Regions from separate parts of the Homo sapiens genome. Here region 1 is linked to region 2. The links are chromatin contacts, found by Hi-C or POLR2A ChIA-PET in ENCODE. All regions are on one chromosome and are shown on one strand. Each heading gives the region's core, a stretch centred on a gene start or an enhancer-like site at or near the end of the contact. The rest is flanking DNA. Distances are from core to core; before and after follow the strand shown. Region 1 holds the start of TRMT61A (tRNA methyltransferase 61A). Region 2 holds the start of KLC1 (kinesin light chain 1).

Region 1 (4,060 bases), core at 160-2,659, 100 kb before region 2:
GACAGGAGCCCACAGAGAGTGGGAGGCCATGGAAGGCCTCTCACCAGCTTACTCCTGGGGGCTCTCAGCCGCAGCTAGGGCAGGGACACAGAGGGGCTGAGGTTGGACCCCTAGGTTTCCATGATGGACCCTGAGAAGCCAATGCAAGGGCCACAAACAGCCTGGCCTGGCCTGCCCCAGAGGCGAGAGAGTTGAGAGTGCTCTACAGGCTGCCAGGGCTCCAGAGGGGAGCTCGCTCTGCAGGAGCCTGGCCACCTCATCTTACCAGGCTGGAGTGGCTGAGTGACTGGGGAGGGTGCCCTAGGGTCATTGCTAACTGGCTTGGGTTCGGGCGCAGGCTAAACCCTAGGCTGGGTAGGGGGGTCTCTGTTCCTCTCCAAGCTCTGGTCCTGAGAGCTAAGAGCTGGAGGAAGAAAATCCGTGTCCCCTGCCCCCGCTCCCCTGCACACACACTCCACAGAGGAGCCAGCTGGGAATGGTGTTGCTGAGACAGAACGCCACTCCCGCTTCCCTGTTCTGCCCATCCTCCAGCAGCACCTCCTCCAGTCTCCTGCCCAGGCTGCTCACCAGACCCAAAAGTGGGCCCAAGTCATCCAGTTCTCATTATGCCTTGGTTCGCAGGAGGGGACACAGGACCCCTACTCCCTCCTAGAAGCAGCTCTGCACTCAGGACAACGTGCCCCCGTCGGGGGAGGCAGGGCCTGGGCGGAAGGCCACTTCTGCAGACTTTTCCAGGCCCCCATCTGCTGCACAGAGCTCTGGCTGACCCTAGCCCAAGCCTTTTAGAACCGCCCCTTGACCTGCGATTCCTTTTCTGGAATTCATTTTAGGGCCCAGTCAGGGGTGTTCCCAGAGCAGTCTGCAATAACAAAATGTCTATGGCGAAGTGTCCTCATAGAGGACTGGGCAGTGAGCCACGGGCCAGCCCTCTGGTGAACCCCCAGGGGCCGTCAAAGGGGTCCGGGACAGCAGTGACAGCCAGGCCTTGGCTCCTGCCGCCCTTCAAATGTGCCTGGGTGCGACGGCAACCCGCGGCCGGCGGGGCGGGGGGACCTTTTGTTTGTTTGTTATTATTTGTAGAGATGGTGGGGGTCTCACTACGTTTCCCGGGCTGGTCTCGAACTCTTCAGCTCAGAAGAACCTCCCGCCTCGGCCTCCCAAAGCGCGGGATCACAGGCGAGAGCCACCGCGCCGGCCGGCCGCCATATGGATTTTGTCCAGTCTTTCGATCTTCCAGCGACCAGCAAATGTAAACAGAGCAGCTCACATGAGGGAAGAAGTCGCCCAGGAAACGTCCTCTGGGAGGGGCGGGAAGGGCAGCCTGGCGCTCCCAGGATCCCGTGCGCGGAGGGGGGGAGGGGGAGGCGGAGGCGGGGCGCGACGTCATCAGCGGGCGCGGAGCCGGAAGTGTTGTGGCCGCCGCCGCCGCGCGTCGCGGAGGCACGTGTGGAGCCCCGGCAGCAGGAGCGTCGCAGGTGAGACTCCGCGGGGTACAGGGTGGCAGGGCGCGGGTGAGGGTGACCCGGGCCGGGCACGGCGCGCAGGGCCTGTCCCTCCAGCCTCGCATGGGCGGCCCCCGCCGGCCCGGCCTGGCCCCTTGTTGCCTCTGCATCGGCTGGGCGGTGTTTGCGTGGACGGCCAGCTCCGCGTCCCCAGCCCCTTACTGGGGAGCCCTGAATCCTCTGTCATACCCTGCCACCTAGCCCCCGTGGGGGAGACTGGGGTGAGGAATCAAGCCTGGCTTGGAGGTGACCTCATTGACCATTTGCCTCTCCCCCGCCGGTGGACACCTCGCAAAGGCGCTTCCTCATCTCACATCTTGGGAATGGGAGTCAAGCTCCTGGAGAAGGGTGATGGGAGGGTCGGGTCCTCACTCCGGGAATCCTTGGGACCGAACTCCGCCATTGCCAAGCCTCAGTCTTTTCATCTCTGATTTAGGCTCATAGTCCCTGTCTCTTGTCCTAGACCAAGAAAGGCTTCAGAGGCCAGGCCAGAGTGCAGCGCTATTGGGCTCCCTGTCAGGCAGTGGCAGAGACTGAGGCTGAGCTAGCCACACCCCGCCCATGCCCACTGCTGGGATGTAGGCCTCGAAGCCTTCTACCTAGACCCTAGGCCCTCATCCTGCCTCCTGACTTGCTCATGCCTACACACACCCCTCCCCAGGTCCTTGGCCCTTGCCAGACATTAGCACCATGAGCTTCGTGGCATACGAGGAGCTGATCAAGGAGGGTGACACGGCCATCCTGTCACTGGGCCATGGTGCAATGGTGGCGGTGCGTGTGCAGCGTGGGGCACAGACCCAGACCCGGCATGGTGTCCTGCGGCACTCAGTTGACCTTATCGGCCGCCCCTTCGGCTCCAAGGTGACGTGCGGCCGAGGTGGCTGGGTGTATGTGCTGCACCCCACGCCCGAGCTCTGGACGCTGAACCTGCCGCACCGCACGCAGATCCTCTACTCCACAGACATCGCCCTCATCACCATGATGTTGGAGCTTCGGCCCGGCTCTGTGGTCTGTGAGTCTGGTGAGTTCCTCAGGCTGCCTCAGTTTAACGCAGAAATTGACACAAAGGTGGAGGTCAGAGCCTCCAGCCTGCCCTTCCTACAGACACATGTGGCTCCTCAGTTTCTATTTTCACATCTTTCCGGGATGCTGACAGCAGGGAGTGAAGGTGGAGGCAGAGAAGCCCGTTAGGAGGCTGGTGCTGTAACTGGAGTGAGAGGTGGTGGGAAATGGACCAGGAGGAGCTGGGGAGGACTGGTGCTCTAGTGAGGGTCCTGCTTGCCTTGGTGGGGCGTGGCCAGCTTGATGCTTGGCGCTGTCCTAGGTACTGACCGTCAACCTCTAGTCCTCCGTGCTGATGGTGAAGCAGAGAGAGTTGCCCCTTCTGGAAAGAGGCCAGGGCTACCCCGAGGAGCTCACTGTAGGTGGGGAGCCTTCCCCATCCTCATCCATGATCAGATCCTCACCTGCTACCAATGAATGTGAGCACCATTGTTGAGTCCAGGGCCTGGGCTGTGGGAACCCCTGCACATATACAGGTGCTGGGGCCGCCCAGTGTGGCGATTGAAGCCAAGATTGGCCCCAGGCGCTGATGCATCTAGGTTGTTGGTGGCGTGTTCCTCCCGGGCAGGAGAGCTAGGGTCCAGGTTCACGAAGAGTGCCTAGCACTGCCATGCTGGCTTTCTGAGGGCTGCAGGTCACCATGTCCCTCCCTGGGGTGTCTGGGTGGGAGGGGTGGAGAGCAGGACTTAGCCAACTCCATCAGCTGCTGCTCCTGTGCATCCTGTGGTGGGTGCTGGCCTCTCCGCCCCTGCCCCACTCTCGCGAGAGAGCTCAATCAAGCAGCACCTTCTCCTGGCCTCCTCAGATATGCCAGGTCCCCTCCTAGGAACCGTGAACTAGAGAGACCAGGTTCCTGCCCTCGAGGAGGGGGACACAGCCTAGGTGAGCATCTCAGTGCCGCTGGTTGCTGTGAAGCCTGTGAGACAGGGCTGCGTGTCTGAGGGGTACCCAGAGTGGGGACTCTCCAGCTAGGCCAGGCAGGGAAGACCTCTCTGAGGAGGGGACATTTGAGTTGAAAATGATGAGGAGGGACCTACGAAGAGCCAAGGGACAGCTCTGCACCAAGGAGGAGCCGTGCCGAGGCCCTGCAGTTGGAGCATGCTGCCGAGTCAGGCTCAGTGGGGGAGGCAGAGGGGCTGGGAGTGAGGTTGGAGGGGAAGCGAGCTCCACCCCGGAGGCTAACAAGTCTGACTTGCCCCTTAGTGGGAAGGGGGCATGGCCAGGCTTTGCAGAGGGGCGAGGCAGCAGGCTGGGGGCACCCAGGGGAGGGGCTGGACAGGTGGGGAGAGGGGCTGGCCCCTGAAAGGAATGTGGGAGGTGGCAGGACGTGGGACGGGATAGAGGGAGTGGAGGCACCTCCATGGGTCTGGCCCAAGCACTTGCGATGCTCAGCGCTATTTGGGTTCCAGGCATGGGTGGCAAGTGTGCAGTGGCTGCTCTAGCAGGAGTCTCCAGTGGAGGGGCCTGGGGATGGGAGTGGCATCAGGTAGATGGCC
Region 2 (4,151 bases), core at 76-2,575:
TTAGTGACATCCAAGCTGCAGTCTGGCTGAAATCACTAACCTGAAAGTGGTATGGAGAAAGTTTGTTTGACCCTGACTCAGTGCCTCTCCCCGGGCCAACCCTACCGTGTTACCTAGGAGCTCCCCCTTTGTCTTTATAAATGAGATAAAAGTAACCAGACCTCCCTGGAAAAACCGAGGAGCACTTGCTTCTCTGGTGACTGCGGGGCCTAACTGCAGGGTTCACAAAGGGCTGCTGGTGCTGGGTGATAACATCGGAAAGGAACAGCAGTTCACAAGATGGGGCTGGGGGACTGGCCCAGGAACCCCTCCAGGTTAAATGATGCCTCCGGGCCCCGCACTTGGGACGTCTGCAGGCACTGGGAGGGTTTTTCCCAAGCCGCTGGCAGCAGCGAGCGGAGCCTCGCCCATTGAATCAGCATGCCCTCCCGGCTGGCTGCTGAGTCAGGCCTGCGGAGCCGGCGAAGCCGCAGGACTTGACCCAGGCGCGCTCCGCTGCCCTTCAGGCCGGGCTGGAGGTCGAGGCCCTGCAGCCAGGGAGATGCGCCGGTGGCTGCGTGGGGACAGAGGGGGGTTGTCTCCCACCCTCACAGTCTACACCCCGGCCCTTCCCCTTTGCCCGTCTGAGGCGCAGTTTGTGTCGAGGGGGAGCGCCTGGAAAGTTTCCTCGTACAGATACGAGGGTCCAAAAGCCCCGAGGAGAGGGAATAATGAGAAGGGGAGGGCGCAGGGTTAGAGGTCAGGGTCTCGACCAAAGGCTGTCGGTTTTCCTGGAGGAGGGAGAAAGGCCTGGCCGGGATCATCTGATTCCGGGGCCTCCCGAAGGCCTCCTAGCTGGGTTTTGGGGGGACCGAAACGAGCGCATGAAGCTCGCGGGCCTGGGAGTGGGGTGGGGCGGGAGCCCAGTGGTGGCGGCTGCGGCCGGGCCTGCACCGTCCCCGGCCGCATTCTGGTAGGGCCCACAGTCCGGCTGGAAGGGAAGCTGCCGAAGCGCTCGGTCATCGCGGCTGCGGAGTCGGAGAGGCCAGGGCCTGGCCGCCCACCCCGCGAGCCGCGCCCTGCCCCGAGCGCCCCACCCCCGTCCGCGTTACAACCGGGAGGCCCGCTGGGTCCTGCACCGTCACCCTCCTCCCTGTGACCGCCCACCTGATACCCAAACAACTTTCTCGCCCCTCCAGTCCCCAGCTCGCCGAGCGCTTGCGGGGAGCCACCCAGCCTCAGTTTCCCCAGCCCCGGGCGGGGCGAGGGGCGATGACGTCATGCCGGCGCGCGGCATTGTGGGGCGGGGCGAGGCGGGGCGCCGGGGGGAGCAACACTGAGACGCCATTTTCGGCGGCGGGAGCGGCGCAGGCGGCCGAGCGGGACTGGCTGGGTCGGCTGGGCTGCTGGTGCGAGGAGCCGCGGGGCTGTGCTCGGCGGCCAAGGGGACAGCGCGTGGGTGGCCGAGGATGCTGCGGGGCGGTAGCTCCGGCGCCCCTAGCTGGTGACTGCTGCGCCGTGCCTCACACAGCCGAGGCGGGCTCGGCGCACAGTCGCTGCTCCGCGCGCGCGCCCGGCGGCGCTCCAGGTGCTGACAGCGCGAGAGAGCGCGGCCCTCAGGAGCAAGGCGGTGAGTCCCCGGCGTGCGCCCCGGACCGCGGCCCCCTCCTCATCCTCCGCCCCGTCCCTGTCCCGCTCCTCTTCGGACCCGCCCCGGCCGTAACTCTGTCCCCATCCAGGCCTCCTTCCCGGTTTGGGTCCCGGCCCCTCTCCGTTCCCACCCCGGTACCCGCCCCAGTTCACCGCCCCGGCCGGTCCGCGACCCCTTCCAGGTTCAGGTCGGGTTCTTGTCCCCGGCCCTTTTGCCAGCCCCGGCTCCCGGCGCCGCGCGTCCTCCCCATCCGCGTCCCACTGCAGGTTCCGGTCCCCGGCCCTGCCCAGGGCCCCGCCCTGGCCCCGCATCCCCGGCTTGGCCCTGCTGCGGGCGGCGGCGGCCGTTCCCGGGGACAGCTGTGGACCCCGGGAACCCGCGACAGGGGAGGTGGCTGACCCCGGGATCGCGGCGGGCGGGGAGGCCGGAGGCCCGGCGGGGCTGGCTTTGTCCGATTCCTCCTCTTCCTTCCACCCCCGCCTCTCCCGGCACCGCCCTGAGCGGACGCGCCTGTCATTCTCGCGGGCGGCGGGGGGCCGGGTCCCTCCCGAGAGCTGGCTCCGCTTTGCCTCCTTGGCGACCCCTTATTTTCAGTAACCAGATGCGAAACGTTTCAGGCGACCCTGTTCACCTAGGCTGGCGTTGCTCCAACTAAACTTGAAGCAGCCTCCGTCCTGGAATGCTTTTTCCATGTAAAATTGGGTGTACCCTTTTCCTTAAGAAAATTAAAATAAAGCGTAAAAGTAGTGAAATTAATGCGTGATGGAGTGGATGGTTTTATAACTTAACATTTGTAGGTCATTTCTAGGTATATTTGTATTAGAATTGTTGCTGCCTGTTACTGTTTTATTATTTAAATGAATTAAGAATTTACATATTAAGCGTTTGAAAAGGAATACTTACAAAAATGATGTTTTTTAAAAATGTGAGAACAAAAAATTTGAGATATACTATTTCAGGTGTTCTGTAAAAGGGCAGTTAGAGCTTTGATTCTTTGCATTAGTTAAATCCCAAGGCCTTTTTTTTTGGTACGGCATGACTAAGCCATTGATCAGAATCAGCTCGGAATACATTGCACTAGTTTAGTGAAAGACACTTTAGAAAACTGGAAGAACCTCCTGAAGTTATATTACAGACATGGCCTTGCTTCTTTCAGGGATTGTCAGCAAGCCTGTTATGGTGAGAAATTTGACCTATTGCTCTGTTTCCTAAATATTTGTAGGAATACAATGATACTAAGTATGAAGTATATTTCAACTTGTATGGAATTCTGTGTGGGAGGGTAGGCACTCTAAAGAGCCAGTGTCTCTCCAAGTCATCAAAGAATGCAGCATCATGTTGCAGTTGAGCCTGGCAGCCCTGTCTGGCACTGAGTGCTGTGGAGGACCCAGGTGGTAACCTCTAACCCTACTGCAGCCTTGGCATTGTCTTAGAGAAAAGCATCCAGACATGCACAGGACTCTGGACAGCGTTTATCTCCAGCAAGGGGGGAGGGAATGACACTGGGGAGAGGCACACAGTATCTTCAGTATTTCATAGCAAATAACTGCAGTCGTTTAAACTTACACATTTTTTTTTTTTTTGAGATGGAGTCTCGCTCTGTCGCCCGGGCTGGAGTGTAGTGGCGCGATCTCGGCTCACTGCAAGCTCCGCCTCCCGGGTTCACGCCATTCTCCTGCCTCAACCTACTGAGTAGCTGGGACCACAGGCGCCCGCCACCACGCCCGGTTAATTTTTTGTATTTTTAGTAGAGATGGGGTTTCAACATGTTAGCCAGGTTGGTCTTGATCTCCTGACCTCGTGATCCGCCCACCTCGGCCTCCCAAAGTGCTGGGATTACAGGCGTGAGCCACCGCACCTGGCCCAAATTTATACATTTTTAAAATTTATACATTCTTAGGCATGTTTCTCAATGTTGGAAAAAAGTCAATGTGTAACTTTCTGTATAGGGCCATAAATTATCTTAAAACATACTTGTATAAAAAGAAACCTAGGATAGAAAAATCAAAAGTTGAGTGAAATGTATGATTAGTATCACCTGAAAACATTCTTTGTAGATAAGTGGAATGTTAGAAACCAGTATTTTATTTTTATTTATTTAGAGATGAGTCTCACTGTGTGGCTCAGGCTAGAGTGCAGTGGTGTGATCCCCGCTCACTGCAACCTCCGCCTCCCAGGTTCCAGTGATTCTCCTGCCTCAGCCTCCCTAGTAGCTGGGATTACAGGTGCCCACTACCACACCAGGCTGATTTTTTGTATTTTTAGTAGAGACGGGGCTTCACCATGTTGGCCAGGCTGGTCTCAAACTGCTGACCTCAGGCGATCCACCCGCCTCAGCCTCCCAAAGTGCTAGGGTTACAGGTGTGAGCCATTGCACCTGGGCTGAAACCAGTATTTTATGTAGCAAAGAAATGATCAGTAATATACTCAAGACGAGAGTATTTGGGAAGATTTAAGTGTCAAATTTCAGGGCATAGAATAAAAGTGACAAGCACATTAAGATTGCAAATACTGGTCTTAA

The links. Hi-C counts contacts between places; a loop is a spot of excess contacts on that map. ChIA-PET counts read pairs that join two places held with the same protein, here RNA polymerase II (POLR2A). Pooled maps may share reads with other maps.
Region 1: a loop to region 2 is called in a map of CD8-positive, alpha-beta T cell, with 12 times the contacts of the local background. The contact joins the promoter of TRMT61A here to the promoter of KLC1 in region 2. A Hi-C loop is called at or near these places in 4 of 168 maps with a recorded cell type or tissue (CD4-positive, alpha-beta T cell, CD8-positive, alpha-beta T cell, ascending aorta and 1 more), 8 of 37 single-sample maps with no recorded cell type and 19 of 50 pooled maps. POLR2A ChIA-PET finds 5 or more read pairs at or near these places in 9 of 52 experiments (A549, B cell, CD4-positive, alpha-beta memory T cell and 5 more).

Annotation. Positions count from the first base shown.
Region 1 is chr14:103,527,787-103,531,846 of GRCh38, forward strand. TRMT61A (tRNA methyltransferase 61A) reads left to right here and starts at 1,410. Exons shown (of 4, transcript NM_152307.3): 1 at 1,410-1,475; 2 at 2,164-2,523. The coding sequence starts at 2,193. RefSeq lists silencers at 1,337-1,386, 1,397-1,566.
Region 2 is chr14:103,627,886-103,632,036 of GRCh38, forward strand. It overlaps KLC1 (kinesin light chain 1), which reads left to right and starts at 1,326. Exons shown (of 17, transcript NM_001394837.1): 1 at 1,326-1,609. LOC105370688 (a long non-coding RNA gene) reads right to left here and starts at 1,258. Exons shown (of 3, transcript XR_944248.2): 1 at 1,147-1,258; 2 at 1-40. RefSeq lists an enhancer at 364-453 and silencers at 894-1,093, 1,184-1,543, 1,594-1,713, 1,804-1,853, 1,894-2,073.